Linked DNA regions of Homo sapiens: all the other regions are linked to region 1. A link is a loop called in an ENCODE intact Hi-C map of the cell type or tissue named here. Cell type or tissue: A673. All regions are shown on one strand.

What was found. Peaks named below come from ENCODE experiments on the same cell type or tissue, not always from the same donor. Only the 100,000 strongest peaks of a DNase experiment are listed, where the experiment ranks them.
Region 2: a loop joins it to region 1, with 2.8 times the contacts of the local background. A loop is called at or near these places in 7 of 110 quality-filtered maps.
Region 3: it touches region 1 in a loop (5-fold over the local background); 23 of 110 quality-filtered maps call a loop at or near these places.

What each region holds. Positions count from the first base shown.
Region 1 is chr12:63,416,126-63,424,125 of GRCh38, reverse strand. No RefSeq gene overlaps it. Among named protein-coding and RNA genes, the nearest start is that of LINC03056, 46 kb to the right of the region's middle. RefSeq lists silencers at 3,729-3,788, 3,849-3,898 and an enhancer at 4,423-5,622. In A673, a CTCF peak has its summit at 3,822 (motif pointing left); a DNase peak (open chromatin) is centred at 3,725; H3K27ac peaks cover 390 bases.
Region 2 is chr12:63,099,218-63,107,217 of GRCh38, reverse strand. No RefSeq gene overlaps it. Among named protein-coding and RNA genes, the nearest start is that of AVPR1A, 48 kb to the left of the region's middle. In A673, a CTCF peak has its summit at 3,493 (motif pointing left); a DNase peak (open chromatin) is centred at 3,457.
Region 3 is chr12:63,797,508-63,805,507 of GRCh38, reverse strand. RXYLT1 (ribitol xylosyltransferase 1) reads right to left here. Exons shown (of 6, transcript NM_014254.3): 4 at 3,103-3,417; 5 at 104-274. Among named protein-coding and RNA genes, the nearest start is that of RXYLT1-AS1, 21 kb to the left of the region's middle. In A673, a CTCF peak has its summit at 3,311 (motif pointing right); a DNase peak (open chromatin) is centred at 3,337.

The DNA of each region.
Region 1 (8,000 bases):
CCTGAAATCATAACTAAATTCCATTTATGTTTCTCATATGCTGATTCGAACATTCACTAGTTGAATTCTCTGCTTTCAGTGGTTGAAAATGAATTCTTCCAGGGTCGGAGCTTGTAGGCAGGTGTCTATCTTTACAATGACACAATCTATTGCTATCTCTAATAGAAGACTGGTGTTCTTCCATATTTATAAGCCTGTCATACTTGTCTTTCAAGGTTGTTAAACCATGCGTTGGAGTCTTTTTTGAAAAAGCATATTTAAAAATTAATTTCTTTATTTCCAGAGTTTTCAACTTCAAAATATGTGTAACAAAATTGTAAATGTTAGAAAAGTCATCATTAGCCATAAAAATAATAAGCTCAAAGGTAGAAAAAAAACTAAATGTGTTTCAAAAGCCCTTCTTGATTATGAAGGATAGTGAATAAAAAGATATATACTTAAGTATTTTCTCACATACAATAGTGTCATTGTCCTCTCCAATTGTTTACTTTTTCTTTTCTACAGGATACAACAAATTTTATTTTTATGATACCATGACTTGGTTCTGCCCACTCATCATATTCATTTCCTATTTCTTCAGGAGTGGATATTTGTTTGGTTTTTTGTTTTCTTTTATTATGTTTTAATCTTTTTTCTTCTGCAAACAAACAAAACTCACACATATTAACTCTGCAAACTTGTAAATATTGTTGGCTTTTCTGAGGATTTTTGACTTTAGCAATACTATTTCACTGGACTTCAAGACTAGAGAATCAAGAGAGAAGAAAGAAAGGAAGAGTATGGAAAGTGACTCAGAGCTCCCAGTGTGCAGGCACTGTCCTCTTTCAGTCCTCTGCCAGGGTCCTTGCTCCAATAATGGTATTTTAGCTTCAGCACCAAAGAAACTCAGTTTATCTGTAAAATCACAAGCAATTATTCACCCTTGGCCATGGTTGAGTTAATCTAATGGATTTAAGAATTAATTATCTAGGTAGGAGTGTATGTGGGTGGTTTAAAATGTTTGTACATTTAAAGCTTTGTGCGCTTCTAAAGGGGACTGGAAAAAAACGCCTTTTCCTTTGTAAAAATCATGGAACGTGTACAGGCAGCTATCTTTATGAAGGTCAACTTCACAAGCACTTCTACATGAGTTGAAGTTTAATTGGGCAACTGTTGTTTCTAATTTTCCACAGGGTTGCTTTTAATCCTTCAGTATTTTTTTTCTGTTTTCCATTCTACTTTAGCACTATGCACAATGTAGGAGTAAATTTTTTTGTAATGGTGGAGTTGTTTCCTATATCACACCATCTGGGGTTTAAAGTAAGATTCCAAAGTAGAATAAAAAAGCATCTCCCAAGGTCAAGCTCCATGCTCCAATTTCAAGGCTTCTTTGGCCTGCCAATGACCTATGGCATATTAATGCCCTCTCTGCACCTCTGCATTTTTGTGGTGTCTCAGACCATCTACATGGACATCAGAAATGGACATTTCTTTTGTTCTTGAAACATGCAGGGCCTGGGGGAAATTCTGTAGTCTTCCCTCTTTTCTGTGCCCTATTCAGGAAAGGGACATGGATCTTATTTTCCTAAGTCTTCAGATCTGTCTAGGGTCCTATAACCTCTGACATCCCACTTTGACTTTCTCTGGGAAAGGCGTAGAGTCCCTGCAATTTTCTAAACTTTTTGTTTCCTCTCTGATTCTTTCCTTCCTTGTCAGATACACAACAGTTCAGGCATTTATCCTTGGTTGAAACCATCTTGTTTAGTTTTATGTTGACTTGTCTACTGTCAGTCTCTCATCACTAGAAACTAAAGTCCATGAGATCAAGACTTCTACCTCATTCACTTCAATATTCCCAGTGCCTAGAACAGTAGCTAGCACACAGCAGGCACTCCAAATATTTTTGAATAAATGAATGGATTAGGGGCCATTTTATTTAGTCGTAGATAGGATGACTTAAAGAGAACAAACCGGATCAATCAACTGACCAGATGAATTTAAGCAACGTTATCAAGTTCCTTTGACACTAGTTTTATTTCAGAGAGTGATGTAATGTAATTTCCATGGATACAGAGGGTACCAATCTCTTTTTGAAAAAGGAATATCCAAGTGACAGGAATATCCCAGAGTGAAAAGTGTTAGATGTGTGCCAGTGGGGGAAGGAAAGGAAGGACATTTAGGGGAAAACAACTGTGGTTATATTCAAAGATGAAATGTCTTAAGCCCTCAGTTATTACCCAGAGCAGGATTCTGAATCATGAGAAACTGTTCTCAGCTGAATATTCTGCTATAGCTAAGAAGGGCAACAAAACTGTAACCCTGATCAGAACCTTTACTGGAAAGTACACATAAACATGTGCAAATCTCCTTTCAAATAATGAAATAATGGCAAGTACAAGGAGTTGAGGTTAGGTTTAGTGGCTACTACTAGAAACTCCTTGGGCAACCTTGATTTCTGCAATTCAAGAAACTTATGATATTGTTGGATAGGGTCAAGAAAAGTGACAATTACAATTATCTCTTTGATTCAAGACAGTGTGCCTGAAGGGGTTGTTCAATGAAGACTGACTTCAAATATTAGGGTCTTTAGTGAAGAGAGTTGAGAGGAACCAAGAAAGACTAGGAAATATAAATAAAGCCAAAATAATGATAACAGAAAAAGGAAATGAAAATATATTAAGCACTAATGCTAAGCTAGTTGCTTATATAATCAAATTTAATATTCACAACAGCTTCATAAGCCAAGACACTATTATTGTCATTTCACAGAGGAAGACATTGGGACTAAGAAATGGTAAGCAATTTCCTAGACTCACACCCCAGATCTGACTTCAGAGCCTCTGTTCATTCCATTTTTAATGATTGATTCATCAAATCTTGTTATATCTGAACTAGTATATTTGCAGGACACCTTAAAATGAAGGAGAAATAAGTTTAGGACAAATAGATTAGAACTACTTCTAATGGCTATTAGTGTGATATGACTTGTGATGTAAATGAGCCAAAGATAATGCTATAGTTTGAATGTGTCCTCCAATTTCATGTGCTGGAAACTTAATCCCTAGTGCAACAGTTTTTAGAGGTGGCACCTTTAAGAGGTGATTAGGTTATGAAGGCTTTGCCCTCATGAGTGGATTAATGCTGTTATTTGGTTGGTTATCAAGGGGGTGTGTTCCTAATAAAAGGATGAGTTTGGCTTCCTTCTTTCTCTCTCTCTCTCTCACCATGTTATGACACAGCAACGAGGCTCTCACTATATGTGGACCCTCAATCGTGAACTTCCCAGCCTCCAGAATAATGAGGCAAATACATTTCTGTTCATTATAAATCACCCAGTCTGTAGTATTTTGTTATAGCAGCACAAATAGACTAAGACAGATAGCTTCTGTATATTGATCACTTGGCTATTTAATATTTCTTTAGTGCAGGCTGAGCAGCAGAGCAAATTCTAATATTTACACATCCAACTGTTTGAAACAAACACCAAATAGCACATTTTTAGCCATTTAGAGCCTGCCTGTTTCGAATATTCTGTGAAACTGTGCCCAATGTCTGCTAGCAAATTGTAAGATAAGCCTGGAGCCATAAAGACCGTAAGCTACAGTCCCTTTGGAACTCTGTATTTGGAGAGTCCCTGTTGTGCTGCTGACATTGCCTAGACACATAACCACCTATTTAATTTCCCTCTTCCTCTAGAGTTCCCTTGCTCTCCTCCCTTTGTGAGTAGTTATCAAGCTGTAGCCTCCAGATAGACTCCTGCTGTGAGGGACTTCCTCACCATGTAAATCCGTCAAAGTGAAGTGCTGCTCAGTAAAGATGTGTGTGCTACTGCCACCTCGTGGTCACATGTTTTTTCTTGATCAGCCCAGCCCGCAGATTTCTAGAACCCCCTACGTGAATGAAAATGTTTTTTAAAAAATGTCTTGATCTTGATTGATATCTGAGCCACTCCTGATTATTGGGGAAACTACACCATTTGGGAAGCTCCTTTATCTTAAGGAATTGATGTCAAGAAGACTAATCATACTCAAAAGCAGCTTTTAAAAAATAAAGTAAAATAGGTTACTTAAAGTTAAGCCTTCTCAGAAACTTTAATATGTGTATCCTTTCCATGGCTCTCAAAAGACCTCTAAACATTGACCTAAAGTATGTTTAATAAGAAATTATCTCTTATTATTATCAGAAAGTGGGTCTTAGTGTTGGAGACCAGAATATGCCACCCCAAAATATGCTTCTTTGGCTTAAGAATTATTTTGAGTTAATTCTTTGGAGAAACTATAGACACAGGAGAAGCTTAAAAACAGAGCAGAAGTTACCATTTGTAAGAGAAATTTACATCTATAAGGGAAATCTCCATTTGTAAGGGAGTTTCCTCTTTGCACTAGCAAGAGAAAGATGGCTCTAAATCACTAGACATTCTTACCTATGAAGAAGGCACTGACTTAAATCTGCCCAATGTAATAAATAAAGTTTCAGTGCCACAAAAGAAATGCACTCAAATATAAAATTTTCTTTTTAATTCTCAGCAAGGCAATGTGCTTCTATAGAAGGGTGCGCCCTTACAGATGGAGCAATGGTGAGCGCACACTTGGACAAGGGAGGGGAAGGGGTTCTTATCCCTGACACACATGGCCCCTGCTGCTGTGTTGTTCCTCTATTGGCTAGGGTTAGACCGCAGAGGCTAAACTAATTCCGACTGGCTAATTTAAAGAGAGTGACTGGGTAAGTTGTTTGGCGGGAAAAATGGTTATGGCAGAGCAGGAAATCAGAATGAGTCTGGGCGGAGAATGAGCAGGTAATTGGAATGAGTCAGGGTGGAGTAGGCAATCAGAATGAGTCAGAGTGGAGCAGGTAATCGGAATGAGTCAGAGTGGAGCAGGGAATTGGAATGAGTCGGGGTGGAACTGGTAATGGGAATGAGTTAGGGTGGAGCAGGTCATCGAAAAAGGTTGCTTTATGAGGAAGTTAAGTTTAAAAGTAGAAGACAAATAATTGAACATACTGACATATTGATTCCTTGAAGAGAAATTTAGAACTCATATCTAACACTAACAAAACTTACATTGGTTTACTCTGCTTTTCCTGGTCACCTCCCCATAACTAGTACCATAAACACCTTTCTTTCAGCTAAAGATGGTATTTAAGGCTGAATTCAAAGCCACCTTTTTGAGATTTTCTCATTTCTTTATCTCCCGTGTATACATGAGATATATAAGATAATAAACTTTTTTTCCTCTTGTTAATTTGTCTTTGGTTATAAGGATCTGTCCCAATTAAGAAATATGAAGAGTAGAGGGAAACTTACTTCTTTCTCCCCTGTGCTGGTCAGGGCTTAAGTCTGAGCTAAGGAGATTATTTTTTTTTTTCATTTCACAACCTTGTTGATCCATCTCATTGAATGTTCCTTTCTGGATGCCTTCATAGCTCTACACAGGCACCTTGAAGTGCAGGGAAAGCCAACATTTCTAAATAAGTTTTAGAAAAAAGAAATTCCTTATGCTCTAGAGTATATATCTCTTACAAAATTTCTTTCTGATTCAGGTTTTAAGGATATAGCTTACTTATGAGTCCATATTAGAATCCATGACTCCTGACTCCATTCATTCTAGATTACTTTATAGGAGCATGAAAGGATAACCATACATCTTCATGTGTGCTCTCTCTTTAGATTTAGATCTGCTATTAGGAAACCTGCCGGGTTAAGTGAATTATCAGTTGTTAATGTTATATCATCTTTTCATAACAGAATAGCCTCATACTTTGAGATTCTTGAGTCAGTAAGCTACCTTTTTGCTTTTTTGACTTAGGATAGTTCTGACCTGGTGAGGTGTGCTCACAATGAGGTTTCCTCTAAAAGTTATTTTTCTACTTTCTTCTGTTAGCAAATTCACTACAGATTGAATGCATTTGGGCAAATCTGTGGGTTACTGGATGAAGGATTTTTATAGGAAGGCTATGGGTTGTCAGTGGCCTCCGTGCTTTTGGGCATGTACATCTAAGGCTATGCCCTTGTTTACACTGACCAAAAAATAGAATGGCTGCTTAAGGAGGGTAAAGCTAGGACACGGGCAGTTACTAACAGATGTTTTAATCTTTCCACCTATTGGCTTTCTGGTAATTGCCAAATGAGGGGGTTTGGCTCGTCTTGCGTGAGCTTTTTTTATATAAGGGTTTTGTTTTTAGGATATAAGAGTCTATCCATAGACAACAGTACCCGACCAATCCTAAAATTTTCGAAGTTCTTGTTTGTCTCCGGCAGAGGCAAGGATATGATACCTTCAATCTCTTAAGCTCAATTCTCTGTTTGTCTTTGCAATTAAATGACTTGTTCTAATATTTGACTAAATAAATTTGGAGATTCTGTAAACCCTTGGGGTAAGACTGTCTATTGGTCTTGCTATTTTCGACCAGAGTGAGGATCTTCTCACTCAAAGGCAAATAGATCCTGGCTGTCCTCTGCCAACAACCAAGTCCAGAAGGCATCTTTTAAATCTACTACTGTAAACCAGTGGTGACTGGGGATCCTACCGATAATAGTATAAGGATTGGGAACAACAAGGTGGGTAGTTTGGACTATTTGATTAATAGCTCTAAGGTCTTGCACTAAGTGGTATGACCCATCTGGCTTCTTTACAGGCAGTATTGGAGTGTTATAGGGAGACATACAGGGTTAAGAAGCCCACACGGAGAAGACATTCAATTATCAATTATAGGTTTTAAATTTACCCTGGCTTTTAAAGGAATAGGGTACATTGCTTTCTCTTTACTATTCCCCCAGGGGTTTTTAAGTAAACATAAACTGGAGGAATCTGTAACTTTCCTCAATTCCTGTCTTTTGGCCATATCTTGGGATGAATGTGTTCTTCATCTGCAGTGGTGAGCAATAGGGAGAGGTGGAATTTTCCATGATTGATTTGGAGGCCTAAGCCTAGTTCTAGCATTAAATTTCTTCCTAATAGATTTGTCCCTGCTTCCAGAATTAACAGAAATTTAATATTAGCTGATTTGCTTTTATATATGACTTTTGTTCTTTTTCCTATTTGGGACATTCTCTTTTGAGATGACCTATTTTTAATTGGAAACATTTGTTTTGTCCTCTTTCTCTCCCTTTGCCTCTCCCTCTCTCTTTGTCTCTCTCTGTTTCTCTCTTTCTCTCTCTCTCTTTGGCTCTCTCTTTCTCTCTCTCTCTCTCTCTCTCTCTTTGACTCTCTCTCTTTGACTTCCTCTGTCCCCTCTGTCATTCTCTCTCCTGTAAGGTTTTTTTTCTCTCTACCTTTGAGTCTCCTGGCTTTACTCTTTTTACCCTTTATATTGCTTGGAGAGTGGGGGTCTAGGTTCTTTATAGGTTCTGGCCCCCTGGGTAGTTTGTTATATGGTAGACAGCAGAATTTTTGCCTTCTGCTTTTGTTTTTCTTCATCTCTTCTTACATATACTTTTGGGGCTTCTCTTAGAAGGTCTTCTATAGGTTTATCTTTCTAATTCTCTATCTTTTGTAATTTCTTGTTAATATCTGGCCAACTTTTAGTGACAAAATGAAGTTTTAACATTCCTTGCCCAAGAGGATCCTCAAAACCAAGACCAGTATATTTTCTCATTTGTTCCTTTAATCTGTCTAAAAATTCTATAGGCCCTTCATCTTTCCCTTGCTGTATATCAAATATTTGGGTAAGATTCTGGGTTTGGGGTACTGATTCTTTAATCTCCTTTATTATCAATTCCCTAAGGTCCTGCATATTTTCTTGGTAGGCTGTGTTGTTATTGTCCCACTGGGGATCTTGGGTGGGAAATTTTTGATATGCTGTAGGAATGTTTTGGCCAGGAGGGTGTTCACATTCCTAGGCTCCCATAGCAGCTCCACGGATCATGCCTTTCTTCCCCTGAGAAGAGGAGAAAGGGAAGTTCTGAAGATCCTTTTTACATTGCTCTATCTCACGCTGAAGTCCTTTTAGGGAAGGGTAGGCTGATAGTGGGCTCTTGGGACGATTCCCAAAAGGCAGGGTTATAAGGAGGGGGGGACAAT
Region 2 (8,000 bases), 320 kb after region 1:
TTAATGACTTACCCGACACGTAGGTATCCAATAAATGTCTGCTAAATGGATACATGAGTGAATAAATGATGAAGCAACACCACGGAGGAAACTGCAGAAAGTGATCAAGGGACTAGGGTGACAGACCGACCTTCAGCAAGCAAAAAGACACTTCTGGAAAGGTCGGGTAGGAGGGAAAAATGGATTTCCTTGCCAGGGCTCTCTCACATTGATAAATTAATTTTTTGATCTGGCGAATGTGAGTATTTACGAATCTGCTAATTATTATGCATTAGGGTTTTATTTACTGTTTCAATGCTTCTTAAAAATGAACATTTTCAGGAAGGTAAAATATATTTTGTCTGGCCTTCTGGTCTATTTTACTGTCATACTACTGCTTAAAAGATATTTAAGCCCCCTAAGAACATAAACCTTGACTCTTTTTATCCCTTACAACAGGGGTCCCCAACACCCAGTACTGGTCTATGTCCTGTTAGGAACCAGGCCGCACGGTAGGAGGTGAGAGGTGGTTAGGTGAGCGAGCATCACTGCCTGAGCTCCACCAACTGTCAGATCCGTGGCAGCATTAGATTCTCATAGGAGTGTGAACCCTGTTTTGAACTGTGCATGCGGGGCATCTAGGTTGCATGCTCCTTATGAGAATCTAATGCCTGATGATCTGAGGTGGAACAGTTTAATCCTGAAACCATCCCTCCACCCCCAGTCTGTGGAAAAACTGCCTTCCATAGAAACTGGTCCGTGATGCCAAAAAGGTTTCAGGAGAAAGGCCTGGGCTATATAAATTTGGGAATCATTGTCATGTAAATGGAACTTAACACAATAAGACTAAATGAAAGCACCAAGGGATAAGTATAAATAAGACAAGAGCTTCAAGAGTGAGACCTTGGACACTCCAAGTCTGACATGAGCACTCCAACATTTACAAGAAGTGACCTATGAAGTAGGAAAGTAGGAAAGTAGGAAACAAACAAACAAACAAAAAAAAAAAAAAAAAAAGGTAAGCAGAGCCTGGTGGCCTGAAAGTCAAGTGGGGGAAGTATTGCAAGGAGGAGAGAGTGATCTCTTTGAGGAAAGCCCATTGAATTTAGGAAATTAAAGAACAATGGATGTCACTGATAACTTTGATTAAAATGTTTTGGTAGAATAGTGGGGATAAAAGCCCATTGAAGTAAGGGCAAAGGAAAATGAGAGGAGAATCCTCAGAAACAGAAAGTGTAGACAACTCTTTAGAGGACTATTCCTGTAAAGAGAAATAGAAATGGCACAGTAGCTAGAGGGGAATCACCAAAGGCTTTGTTTGGATTTGGTATTTAACATGGGAGCTACTGCAGAATGCCTGATATTAAGAAGAATGGTACAGTAAGAGAGGGTGAAATCAATGATGCATTAGAAAGAACTTGCATGAGGTTCATAATTACTAGTAACTAGATGATTCAGTTAGAAGTTGAGAAATGATGGGGTGGATCTAGGAGACATGTGGAAGGGCTGGGCTTAGAGATGCAGAGAGTAACAGCAAGGAGGGAAGAATATGGGCATGCATAGGCTGATAGGTGCAGAAGCTCTCTTCTGAGTCCTGTTTTCTTAGTAAAATAGGAAGCAGAATCATCAGATGAGAATGAAGAGATGAAAAAGGGATGGAAGTTCAAGGAGAAGGAAGAAAATGTGAAAAAATTGCCTAGAACTTTTTTTTAAATTCACAGCATGTTTTATATCCCAAACTGGCACAGATGTGTGTATATAAATGTACATACAAATATAAAAGAAACAAGCATTTCATGAAATAGTGTTTATCCTTATTTTATGCTGTGTACCCTATTAAATTCTATTCAGCTTTAATCTATTTAAGTTTTTAAATGCACAATTTGAAAAACACTTTTCTAGAGAATGGGAGAATGAACGGACAGTATGATGAAGCAGAACTACCAGGTAGCCCAAAGATTCCACTTGAGTTAGTGATAACATAAATTTAACATGGGCCTGGTAGTCATGGCTGTAGGTTTTTATCCAGTCATATCCAGGTGCAAGGAGGCAGGCATGGAATAGGCAGAGAGTTAGATGTAACTGGGTTGGGGTTTCCCAGGCACTGTAATAAAGGACAAAGCAAGGCCATACATAAATATGCAAGAAAGTTATAACAATGTGAAAGCATGGAATCCCTTCCATATAAGGCTGTAAAGTGAGGTGATGAGGAAGAGCAAGAGAAGGAGAAAAGGTGACCAAAGCAATGGACTGAAGGTCCAGTGGAGTTGGGAAAGTGAAGACAGGGCATCTGAGAGTATTTTGATAGAATGCAATGGTAAGGATGTATATGCTAGAAACCGAGATTAAGGTAGGGATGTAGTTGTTGGTAAACACAAAGGCAAGGGTTGTGACCATGGGAATGAGTGACTGAGGTAAGGTGGGGGGAAGATCCCTAAAGGAGAGGAGGTTAAGAAACCTGGAGCCCATGTTTCAAAATGATCATCTGTCTGGATACTGAAATAACCAAAACTTGTCACAGGAGTTTTAGGGGGAAATTGACAGTGAGCCAGGATCTAAAAACATTATAGAAATGAAGAGGAGAGACTAGAAGTAGATGACTGCAGTAGGAAGGGGGGTTGTGCAATCGTTGGATGACAAAGACTTCAAAGCTGGGGGTTAGAGAGGTGGAGAGGAGAATTGTTGGAGACAGCGATGAGGGGCTGGCCGGCATCTACTGGCCCCCAAGGCCTGGTAGTCAGAGGGGTATGGGAAGAAAAGCTACATGCAAGACAGCACGCTCCTCACACTAGAGCCAGGTTTCCATTGAGCAAAAAAGCAAACAGTGTTCAGAGAAGAAATAAAGGATCTGGGAATTTTGCAGATGGTGGATTTTGAATTCCGGATAGCATGGTGGAAATTTTCCAAAATAGGGAGGAATGAGAGATGGGCCAGGGTAGCAGATGCACAGAGCCATGTGGGGATGATCCCCTATGTAACTGATGATTTTCTGCAAGTGACTCAAGAAAGGAAGCTAAATTAAATAAGGTAAGACAAATGCCCTGAGCTTACAGCAATGTCAGGCCTTTGGGTATAGAAATAATACGGAAAATTGCTTTGATTCTTTTTTCCTTAGACATTATCATCATAGTTGGCATTCATGTTACATTGTTTACCATCTTTTTACGACTCATTCTATTTTAAACAGATTTTTCTCATTCTTTAACATGTTTAGTTTTTTACCTAGAAATAAGTACAATAAACTTAGCAACCTAATTGAATTGTGTGGAGAGGAAAAACAGTTTACTTGATATTAACTCAAGAACCAAATGGTTTAAATATTAGAAAGTTGTTCATTAAACACGAATATGCCACACGAAAAAGGTTGCAGTTCTGTGACAATTAGTGCACTTCAAAGAAAATCCAAACTTATTACAGAGGTACCACAGAACCAACTAAAATTCTCCCAAGGACAAGAAAGCATGCATCAAAAATTTTCACTTTACAAAATGCAACGTGGGCTCCACCCACTGGAAATGTTATGTTACTGCAATGTTGCCCTTTAACATTGACAAATACAGATTTGCATTCATTATTATTATCGATTAGTAGATATGATGTATTGATTGTCTTCTATATACCAGGTACTGTGCTAGATTTTGGAGATACAATAGTAAACATGAAACACAAAATATCTGTCTTCATGGAGTATATATTTTAGTGTATAAGTATAAAATTTCATATTTTGCTCACTATAAAAAACTACAGGCCAAATCTGTGTAAGAGGTATCCTGGATAAGAATGAACTCTAAGACATTAGAAACTTGATGAATAAAAGCTGGGGAAAAAGCTTGTTAATTACATTATCAAAAATGTTCAGTTTCTAAAGTTAGAAATATCAATTCACCTTTAGGGCATAATGTTCTCTGTGGCAATAAAACCACACATTCCATGTGACCACTCTCAGCTTTCATTCTTTGTGTACAGTTTTATGAATCTCTATATATGCATAATTTTTTTGTATTTTAGTTTTCACTTTTCAAAACTGGTGTCATACTGTATGTAATTGGGGAATGGCTTCCTTTTTCATTTTCTATTATATTGTTAAAATTCTTCCATCTTAGAGTTCCTTTGTTTTAGCTGCTCTACAATGTTCTGTGGTGTGAATGTACCACAGTTCTTTTGCCACTCTTCCACCAATGGGCATTTAGGTTTTCCCTATTATAAGTGTCACTGCTGTGAGTATGCTGTGCATATCTCCAGGTATAGGTGTATATGAGAGATTTTCCTAGGTATGTACTTAGGGGTGGAATTGCTAGGTCACACCCAGTATGCAAATGTTCAACTCTGAGAGAGTGACAAAATGTCATTTAGAATGACAGCAACAAATTACACTCCTTTCAGAAATGTATAACAAATCATTTGAAACCAAAGCCTTTCAAACACTTGGTATTTTCAGATTTTAAAACATTTGGCAGTTAAATGCAAAACGGTACATGGTACCTCACTATGGTCTTAACTGGGATTGCCAATGATGTCAAAAATGTCATTGTGGCTTTATTTGCCACACGTATATCCTCTTGTGCAGAATGTTTGTTCATGTTTCACCTCCATTTTTATGTTGTATCATTCATGTTTTTCTTATTATTTGTAAGAGTTCTCGATATATTCTTTTAACCTTTTATTTTAAAATAACAAACTTTCAGAAAAGTTGAGAGAAAAATACAAAGCATTTCTGTCTCTATCCTTTACCCAAATTCCATAGCCGTTAACATCTTATCACATTTACCTTATAATTTTTATTCTTTCTCTTACCCCCCTTTCTCTCTCTCACCCTTTTCTCTTCCTATGTATGCGTGATTTTTTTTCTCTGAACCATTTCAGAGTAAGTTTCAAATATGAGGCAATATTATTCATCAATACTTTAGTATATATTTCCTAAAAATAGAGATGGTCTTCTACACAGGCAAATACAACCATCAAAATCAGGAAAATAACATTGATATAATACTATCAAATCCACATGCTCCATTTAGATTTTGCCAATTGTCTCCCTCATGGTCCAGGGTGTAGTCCAGGATTGAATACTGCAAAGAGTTCCACATCTCTGTCAGGCGAGGTGTCAGAGCCTCAGCAATGGAAAGTGACTGACTCACAGGGAGTAAGAATAATTTATCCACAACAGCATGGTTTTGAAAAGGAAAGTTTTGATAGATGGAATGCTACAGAAGAGTACAGCCGGGCATCTCAGCAAGAGAGGACTGAGTGCACCATGGTGGATTTTTTCCTTAGGGGTATTTATGGACCTTAAAGTGGGAGTTAAGGGTAATTTAAACCATATTAGCCACATAGTCATGATAAGTGATTACATTTGTAGACATTTGGGTGCCTTGATGTCATCAAGGGTCACACAGTCAGTTTCAACATGCATGCATTCCAGAGATGTATAGAAGTTCTAATTACTTATACATTTGGGGTGAAAGAAGCCTGCTACCAGATGTCAGCTTTAGATAATAGAGAAGTCTAATTACTCTTGAATTCCTCAGAAAAGGAGTTTTGTCTCTGGATTGTCTGCTTGATGGCCTCGTGGTGGTCTTTGCTCTCCTCGGTCTTCTTCACTCTGGAGCAGCTCTTCTGTCTTGTCTTTCATGACCTCAATGCCTGTGAAAAGTACAGGCCAGTTGCTTTGTAGAATGTCCATTGTTTTGAGTTTGGCTGGGGTTTACTCATAAGCAACTTGAGGTTTTACATTTTTGGCCCCAGAACACTGCTGAAGTGATACTGTGTCCTTCTCGGTGCAGCACATGAGGAGGCACATGACGTTGATTTGTCCCATTACTGGCGCAGTGAACTTTTAATACCTGGTTAATTTGATGTATGCCAAACTTCTCTACTATAAAGTTATATAATAATTTTGAACTTATTACTTAATATCTAATCAATAAGAACTTGGGGAGTACTTTGATATGATGTATATATCTACCCCATATCTATCCCCCTGCTGTTATCTCACTATCTTAATCACTACAGTGTGGGAGCCAAGGGGGAATCTTGGCCCTCTGAAGTTTCACTGAAAAATCAACTTGCAAAGGCACAATACACAGGAGTCTTCAGAAGGAAGACCCAACCTGACAATAAGGTACAGAAGCTTATATACCATCTTGAGGTTATAGAGAGAGTGAGGGCTCAGAACATGGCCAAGAACAGGTTATGTTGGTAAATCAGGTTTAATGAGAGGTTTAAAAGGAGGTGGCCTGGCTAGCAAAGGTGGCCTTGTTATGTGGCTGAAGCCTCATAGATAGCAGTCCTCAGAGAATAGATGGTAAATGTCTCTCTTCAGACCTTTAAAGGTGCCAGACTCAGTTAACCTCACCTAGGGCTGGGAAATGCCTAGAAAGGGAAGGTCTGGCTACATTAATGAGGATTCTCTACAGATGCAATACCCTCCCAACTCAATCTGCTGGCCCTGCAGCAGCCATTTCAAAATAAATCAAGAAAATATATTTGGGAGTGAAATATTTTAGTTTCCTTCAACAGCTTCATAGTAAGTTCTGATACCTGCTACTTCAGAAGCATTCTGGCTACTTTTGACCCTTTACCCTTCCATATAAGTGGTGAAATAAGCATAGAAAGTTTTACGGTTTTGATTTCAATTGCATTGAATCTATAATTCAAGTTGGGAACAATTGGTGTCTTTATTATATTTTTTTTCCTTTCCATAAACATGATATGTCTCTCCATTAATTCAGGTTCTCTTTTTAAATCTCTTATCAAAATTGTATAATTTTTCCCGTGGAAATCATCTTGAAAAAAATGCCCCAAGCCATTTGAACAACTGGTTTTAGGAGATCTAGAGCTGAGATTTGAGACAGGAAGAAGCATGTGAAAGTAGAAATCCTCACTTCCAACTGGAATTAAGCCTAGATTAAACTAGGTTTGGTTCCACTGTACTTGACATGTGTGTTGAAGTCCCATTTGTACATAATGGGTAGTTGAGCCTAATAGGGAAACATGCTTGGCTTTAGATACCTCAAATAGAGCTAAAGCTCCACCACTGCCTCCTCCTTGCCTAAACTGAGACTAGTGTTCAGCTTTCCCTCCTGAGAAGTCAGTAGAAGTTGGAGTGGATACAGAGACTGGTGAGAGCCAGGAGAGAGAAGCCTGAGAAAGCAGAAGGGCCTGGGACCAGAATGCTTTTATCCCTCATGAATGATGTTGTTCTGTGGAAGAAATGGGCCATGCTGGGCTGGATGCGGTAGCTCATGCCTGTAATCCCAGCACTTTGGGAGGCCGAGGCAGGCAGATCACTCGAGGTCAGGAGTTCAAGGCCAGCCTGGCCAACATGGTGAAACCTCATCTCTATTAAAAATACAAAAATTACCCGGGCATGGTGGCGTGTGCCTGTAGTCCCAGCTGCTCATGAGGCTGAAGCAGGAGAATCACTTGAACCTGGGAGGCAGAGGTTTCAGTGAGCTGAGATCGTCCCACTGCACTCCAGCCTGGGTGACACAGCGAGAGTGTGTCTCAAAGAAAAGAAAAGAAAAAAGAAAAGAGGCAGTACTGAGCAATGAGGACTGTGGAAGGGAACCACAAGGAGGACCGTGGGAGGAGATATTTAGGAAACAAGGCAACAATCAGAAGAAAAGATCCGAAGCCAGCCCAATTTTACACTTCCATCTTTTCTCAGGAAACCGATCGCCAGGCCTCTCAGATGCCATCGGGGAGCTGAGGCTTTCTAGATCACTGCACCCAGACAATGAGATGCATCTGTTGCCTGTTGATCAATTCCCCTTCTTACCCCTCCCTAATTCCTATTTTCTTATACGTGGTTACAATAAGACGCTGGACCCTTCATTCAACCACCTGCTGCCTGTTGACCAACTCCTCTTCCTTGCCCCTTCTGTTTTCCTTCCCAGCTATGTAAACCCCTGACCTTAGTTGAGAGGGAGGGATGGATTTGAGACTTGGCTCCCATCTCCCTGGTTGACATCACCCATAAAATAATAAAGCCTTGTTCCCTGGCAACACACGTTGTTTCTTTT
Region 3 (8,000 bases), 380 kb before region 1:
ACAAATAGAGTTAACAATGCCTCTTTGGAAACCTGTGTTTCTACATAAAGCAACTCTCAGACTGGAGAACAAAATGAATGAATTAAATAAGCATAGAACTTACTGTTCTCTTGCTGAAACCCAACAAAGCTTATCGTTCCCATCTTTTTTCAAAATGTTCATTAGTGCCTGTCTGGATGAATTTTCATAAATCGTTCCTAAGAAATTACATAAATATGGCCTCTCATCATGCAGCATTGACCAACTTGCCTCCACCACAGGAAAATTCCTGTATCTATAAAAATAAATACACATGAATTAACATATGATATAGAATTGGCAAAAATTCCCCATAACCCAATCTCTTAGGTAGCAAGAAGTATACAGAAGAGGTTTAAAATGTGATTTCTAAATCTCAAATTGTAATTTTCCATGAATACTTTGGAAAACTCCCTGAATCTACTGACTTAAAAAAATTGAATTTCACACTGACATCTCTTACAAAAGTGTTACAGAGATGTTGTGCCTAAAGTTATTTGTTTTTGACATTCTTTAACTTGCATTACTCATCTGCAGCTGTTAGGCATGTTACATTCAAAACCTTCAAAGTATAAAGACTCTTCTCTATTCATAATGATCACGATTTAAGCAACATTTTAACCAGGTGATGAAAAGATTACAGAATACTCCAGGGGAGGGAGATGGATGGGGAAAAGGAAGATGTTGATCGAAGGGTATGAAGTTTCAGTTGGACAGGAGGAATAAGCTTTAGTGATCTATCACACAGAATAGGGTGACTATAATAAATAATAATGCACTGTATATTTCAAAATTGCTAAAACAGCAGATGTTATGTTTTTACCACAAAAATTGTTAAGTATATAAGGTTACGGATTTGTTAGTCTGATTTAAGCATTCTACGTTGTAAATATATTTCAAAACATCATTTGTACCCCATTATCATATACCATTACTATTTGTCAATTAAAAAAAAGGAAAGATTATATATTTTGCTATTGCAAAGGGCTCTGAAAAATTAATCCCAAGGGCTTTTCAAGTAGATTAAAACAAACTGACAGATAAAACCATGGTATGCCATACAGGAAAAGTTACCTATTTTTATGAGCATTTGGAAATACCAGGGATTAAACTGTGTACCTGAAATGTAACTTTCACACGAGAACAAAATTTTACCTAACAGTTTGTATATAACAGGGTTTCTTAGCCTCAGCATTACTGACATTTTGGGTTAATTTTTTCTTGTGGAGGCTGTCCTATACATTGTGGGGTGTTCAGCTGTATCCCTGGGCTCTATCTGCTAGATACCAGTTGTGACAACCTCTTTCCTCCAGTTGTGACAATCAAAAACGTCTCCAGGCCAGGCACAGTGGCTCATGCCTATAATCTCAGCACTGTGGGAGTCCAAGGCAGGCAGATCACTTGAGGTCAGGAATTTGAGACCAGCCTGGCCAACATGGCGAAACCCCCTCTCTATAAAAAATACAAAATTAGCCAGGAGTGGTGATGCCCACCTGTAATCCCAGCTACTTGGGAGGCTGAGGCAGGAGAATGGCTAGAACCTGGGAGGCAGAGGTTGCAGAGAGCCAAGATCGTGCCACTGAACTCCAGCTGGGGTGACAGAGCAAGACTTCGTCTCAAAAAAAAAAAAAAAAAAAAGTCTCCAGACACTGCCAAATGCCTCCCGGTGGGCAAAATTGCCCCTGGTTGAGAACCACAGACCTATATAAGAAATATACTGGCCTAGTGCAACAACATCATGATTACCAAGAGGTTCCATCTTATACTATATGAAAACATTTTACAAATGCAGGCTCTGCTCAAAAAATAGATTTTTAAGAGGGTCTTAAACCTGGCTTTACTTAACAAGAACCTTTTTGTCTGGCCTTACCCCAAACCTACTGAGTTAGGGTGTTATAGGAGTAGGCTTGGGAATACATCTCATTACTGGCACAGATGTGCCAGTGACATCTGTGTCGCTAACTAGGCAGCAGTCTAAGGCCACATCCCGCAACCAGGGACAGAATGATGAATAATGAATGTATGATTCAAAAATCATGTCAGTGAGATTTTTCATAATTTATCCACTCAACAAATACAGAATACCTACTCTGCAGGTGCTGTTTTAGGCTCTGTGGATAGAACAGTGAACAAAAGAGACAAAAATCCCTGCTCTCAGGAGGTTTATATACTAGTGGCAACTTATCTTAAAGTCAACTTGCTCTTAATTAAAAACATCCTATTAACAGAAAGATAAAAATATATGTTTTCCATTTTATAGCTGGAGAAAGACTATATCTTTTTTTTTTTTTTTTTTTTTTTTTTTTTTGGTGAGACAGTCTCATCTCACTCTGTTGCCCAGGCTAGAGTGCAGTGGTACAATCTCAGCTCAATCTCCTGGGCTTAAGTGATCCTCCCACCTCAACCTCATGAGTAGCTAGGACTAGAGGCGCCATACAGGAGTCCATGTCACCATGCCCGGATAATTTTTGATTTTTTTTTTTTTTAGAGATAGGGTTTTGCCATGTTGCCCAGGATGCTCTTGAACTCCTGGACTCGAGCAATCTGCCTAGTTGGCCTCCCAAAGTGCTGGGATTACAGGCAGTAAGCCACTGCGCCTGGCCTAAAAGACTGTATCTTGAGAAACCTTAGCTATCATTTAATTAATCCCTCCTTTTATAGAAGAGATTTGTATAAATTCAGCCAGTCTCAAACACAATGGTACGGTATATTCCTGATATAATAATATTGCCTTTTTTTACTATATATAGATACTATCATTGTTTTTAAAAAAATCTATCTGCCATTTCTCTGCTAAATATATTTTTATGGCACTCCTAATAAGCTTGAAAAATCCATTCTATGCCTTGGGGTTTTAAAAGAAAAAAAGTAACTCATCTCCTCATTAAAGAATAAAATACTCTTAAAAACATCATAATTGTTATTGAAGGATGCGACCACACCCTGTTTTTATCTCTGAGAAAGACTGTACCTGGCCTCAATAATCCCAGAAGAACTAAATTTATTACAATTTTGAATAAGTCTTCCTGGTTCAGAAATTCAGGTGTTAGGGCCTAAAAATGTTTAATCATATTTTGTACTTACGTTGCTACTCCTAAAGGCCACTGAAAAACATCCACGTCATTAATCCAGGGGCTGTCATATATTATGAAAAGCAGCTCCACGAAGCCTCCATTTCTTTTGAGGAATGGGTTTATCCACTCATTATCACAATGTTCATTTCCGAGCAAAACAACAGCAAGATGCTGGAGTTTTTGAATTTGCACTAAATTTTGTGCATAAAGTAACCACTGGGTGGCATAAAAGATCTTTGCTTTTTCTCTTCCATTTAAAATGAGTACCACATTATTCACATCAACGGAGAAGTACCCTGGTATTACAGCTGGACCAGTGATGAAGCTGTTAAAAACAACACAACAAAAACAAGAGACAAACAAAGCCTGAACAAAGGTATGTGGTATCAGAAATTCATCATTTTATACAAAATCTACAATGAGATTTAATCCACATTCTATCTAGAAGTAAAATTTCTATAATACAATCTTTTGAACAAGTTTGAATGATGGGGCATAGCTGTAGATTAATGGTAAGCTTTGGCTGTAGGCAGATCAATTTGCATATGATAATACAAAATGTGATAGTTTTGTGTTTTTTTGTTTTTTTTTTGAGGCAGGGTCTCAACTCTTGTGGCCCAGGCTGGAGTGCAGTGGTGCAATCTTGGCTCACTGCAGCCTCAACTTCCCTGGCTCAGGTGATCCTCCCACCTCAGCCTCCCGAGTAGCTGGGACTACGGGTGTGCACCACTACACACAGGTAATTTTTCGTATTTTTTTGTAGAGATGGGGTTTCACCATGTTGCCCATGCTGGTCTTGAACTCCTTGGCTGAAGCAATCCACCTACCTCAGTCTCCCAAAGTACTGGGATTACAGGCATGAACCACCATGCCTGACCTTTTTTTCTGTTGTTGTTTTAACCACACTGAAAATAAATGCTGGCTAGAATTTAAACTCTTAAGCAAAGAAATATAATTGAATAGCATGGAACTCTGTAAAATAATGGTTTAGTTCAAACCAGAAAGGCATTTAAAGTCAGTAGTTCTCAACCCTTTTATGGTGTGAGCTGCTATTACACTCTTCATCTGACTCAATGGATGAGAAAGTGCTGACAAATTAAGAAACGAAGAATGGCATTATAAACATTCCATGAATGTTATATCTCAAAAATATAATGTTAAAAAAAGCAAGGATTAGGACACTCACAAAATATACATAAACTTGAAAGTACAGTCATAAAAATTATTTACACATATATATTTAGGATCAGTATAAATATAAAAATTTGAATGGGAGGATCCACATCAAATTTATGATAGCAATTGTATCTGAGGAGGAAGGAAGATGAAAGGGACTAGAAAACAGTACAAAGGGAGCTTTACCCTTATTGAAAGTATTTAATTTTTTTAACAGGAAAATTAAATATCTGAAGCAAATATGACAGAGAGCTGAAATTTGTTAGTTTTGAATGGTGAGTAAATGGGAATGTGTTGTATTACCATTTTTTTTTTTTTTGAGACAGAGTCTCAGTCTGTTGCTCAGGCTGGAGTGCTGTGGCATGATCTCAGCTCACAGCAGCCTCTGCCTCCTGGGTTCAAGCAATTCTTGTGCCTCAGCTCCTGAGTAGCTGGGACTGCAGGTGCGTGCCACCATGCCCAACTAATTTTTGTATTTTTAGTAGAGACAGGGTTTTTGCCATGTTGGCCAGGCTGGTCTTGAACTCCTGACCTCAAGTGATTCACCTGCCTTGGCCTTCCAACGTGCTGGGATTACAGGTATGAGCCACTGTGCTCAGCCTACTCTCTTTTTAACTGTATTTTTAAAAAGTTTTCATTAAAGGAATAGACATGTATCATAACTCATTTTTTTCATATTAAGTGCTGCCTAGAACAACCAGTACCATTGAAATATTTTCACTAGTATGTATTAAATAGAACAAGTACCATTTAATTCATCTTAAAATTAGTCACTCTTATCCTAGATTCTTTACAACTTGCTTAAACCATTTCTTTATATCCTGATAGAATCTAATTTTCAGCACAAATATACCCAAAGCCTACTTTCATTGCTTCTTACTGCTGGGGATAAAAACATTTGTTCAACGCCTTTTATATACATGATACATAAGCACTTTGCATGGGTCATCATTAACCCCCCCAACAACTCTGAGGAGTTCATTATTCTCTCATTGGCATTTGTGAAATTGCACTTTAGCTGTCAGCTTGTAATGGCAATGACGAGTTCTCAACAAAGTTCTGTCTCACTTCAGAGCTTAAGTTTTTCCATAACTCCATGGTTAACAAATACTAAACAGATATTAGTTAAAGCACAAAACGTAAAAATATATTTTACTATGTGTGCATGTACCATATGATTTATATGACATTATTCTAAAATTATATAACATACAGGGACCAGGACTATGTTTTGAGGACTATGTTTGCCTTGGACAGTATCTAGCACTGGCAATGACTAATGATTCAGTGATAACCTAGTAATTTAAGACAATATGCAGAATCTGAGGGGCTAGAAAAACTAGCAATGATGATGATAATTATGGTATGTTTAAAATATTTATTATTGGTAGCATACGAATACTTTGTATTTCTCTTTTAGAAATATAAGCAGGTATAATTCTTAAGAGCATGAGAAAGTCTTCCAGTCCTCCTTCCCCATGTTAGGCCAATTTTATGAAGGAAAAAAAAGGAAATCTTGAGAGAGGTTCTATGACTTGCATAAAGCTAGCTGACACTAGATAGGAAATGGTACAGATCAGACTCAAATTTGGTTATTTGACATTAAGTCCATATATATCATGTGCCCAAACAATTTCAGAGTGCCATACAGCTGGGTGTGGTGGCTCATGCCTGTAATCCCAGCACTTTAGTTGACTGAGGTAGGCGGATCGCTTGAGTCCAGGAGTTCGAGACCAGCCTACACAATATGGTGAAAACCCATCTCTACAAAAAATACAAAAATTAGCTGGGCATGGTGGTGCAGCTACTCAGCAGGCTGAGGCAGGAGGATCACTTGAGCCCAGGAAGTCAAGGCTGCAGTGAGCTGAGATCACGCCACTGCACTTCAGCCTGGGTAACAATGAAACGTTGTCTCAAAAAAAAAAAAAAAAAAAAAAGAAAAGAAAAGAAAAACAAAGTAGGTTTTAGTCAATGTATTAAAATAAAATATATGAAGCTATTCTCAAATGTAACTTTCATGTGAAAGGAATATCTTTCTAATTTTAGTGATCCACACAAATTAACAAAATGAAGTATGATTCATTCAAGGGCACATTTATACTGTCTTGGTCTTGGATGTCCACAACTCCCTGTGTTTTGGTAATGGTGAAAGCCATGGGGTCAATACTGCGAAGCCAAGGTGTAGGTCAGAGATTCTTAGCACCTTTAGTGTTCCTGTAAATTTTTCAGTGTCTCCCAAGCTAAAAGAAATGCTTAACAGTTCAATTTTTAAAGTCATTAGGTCTAAACAACCTAATAAGTATCTATGTCCTAACAGCTTAAAAGTGACTTAAAAAAATACACAGACACTGAAAGAAAAACTCATATTCCTATTTCATTCTTAACTAATCACAAATATTTAATAGCATGTGTGCACCTGTTGAGCACTATAGAACTTCTCAAACCTTGGAATCAGTGGACACTGTCAGTGTCATTTCCTGTTCCACACTCATTTTTGTGCAGTGCGTGCATTTTATCACGGCAACCATGGAAAACCCAGCTTCACAAAGTCCTGATATTGTTCAAATAAATGCAGGGTAATCTAATGTTGAAACTGTACTGCTTTGAACTTGCAGTTTGCATAGGGCCTGAAAGATATCAAGTATCAGTGTTTCCCATAAATATTTAAAATATTTGGTGATGTCCCACAGTGCCTCCGTCAAGGAACCACAGATCTAAAAGAAGAAACTTTAAGGGCCCAAAAAATTTCATTTGATTCAGATACCTGGGTTGTATGTATGTATGTACATATGTGTGTTGGAAAGTTTGTTAGTCAAACTGCAATGGGTTGAGAAGTAAGGAAGTGATTACAGTGAGTATAGACAAGGATTCTGAAAGTTTTGAAGAGAAGGTGATAAAGCAATAATGAATGAAGTGGAGAATAAAGGAAAGCAAGGAAGTAATGCATGGAACAAGGTCCTAGAAGCAGGTGGGATGCACAGGTGGTGGGCTTTAACCTTGAGCCAGGAAAGATCACTCAATGTTTGAGAGCTTGGAAAGAGATAAGGATGGGTGAGGGACCAGACAGAGAGTAGGTACATGTTACAGCAGCTAGTTAAGAGAGATAATTATGATGTCCTCAATTTTCCTGATGAAAGAGGAGGCAGGGTTGTCTGCTGAGAAAGAGGAGATAGGTAGATGTTGGGTGGTGGGCTAGAGAAGAGTGGACAGATTTGCTATTTCTGTATTTTCTATTTTTGTGTCACATTAGCTACCTACTCATGCAAACTAGAAACTAGGGACTTCTCAGATTTGTTTCCCTCTCTCATCTTCCCATCTAATTAATCCCTAAATTCCGACCATTTTGCTCCTAAATATTTCTCAAATTTGTCCCTGGCTCTGACCCACTACCACTTCCCTATTTCATCCATTAGTTTTATCTCTGTGGGATACTTCCAATCTCCTACTTGGTCTGCCTGCACCCAGCTGTCTCCTTCAAATCACTTTCCCCCATGGCTGCTAAAGAAATCTACACACATAAACACATGACAATACCACTATCCTGCTTAATCATCCTCAATTGCTTTTCACTACCCTAGAATAAAGTCCAAGAGCCTTAATGTGGTACATACAAGGCCCACCATGATCTGGCCCTTGCTCAATCCTCCCCATCTCAGCTACCTTACCTTTTCTTCATGCTCTAGGAATATTGATTGGTTTGCAATTCCATGCATAAACCCAAGTTTATCACTT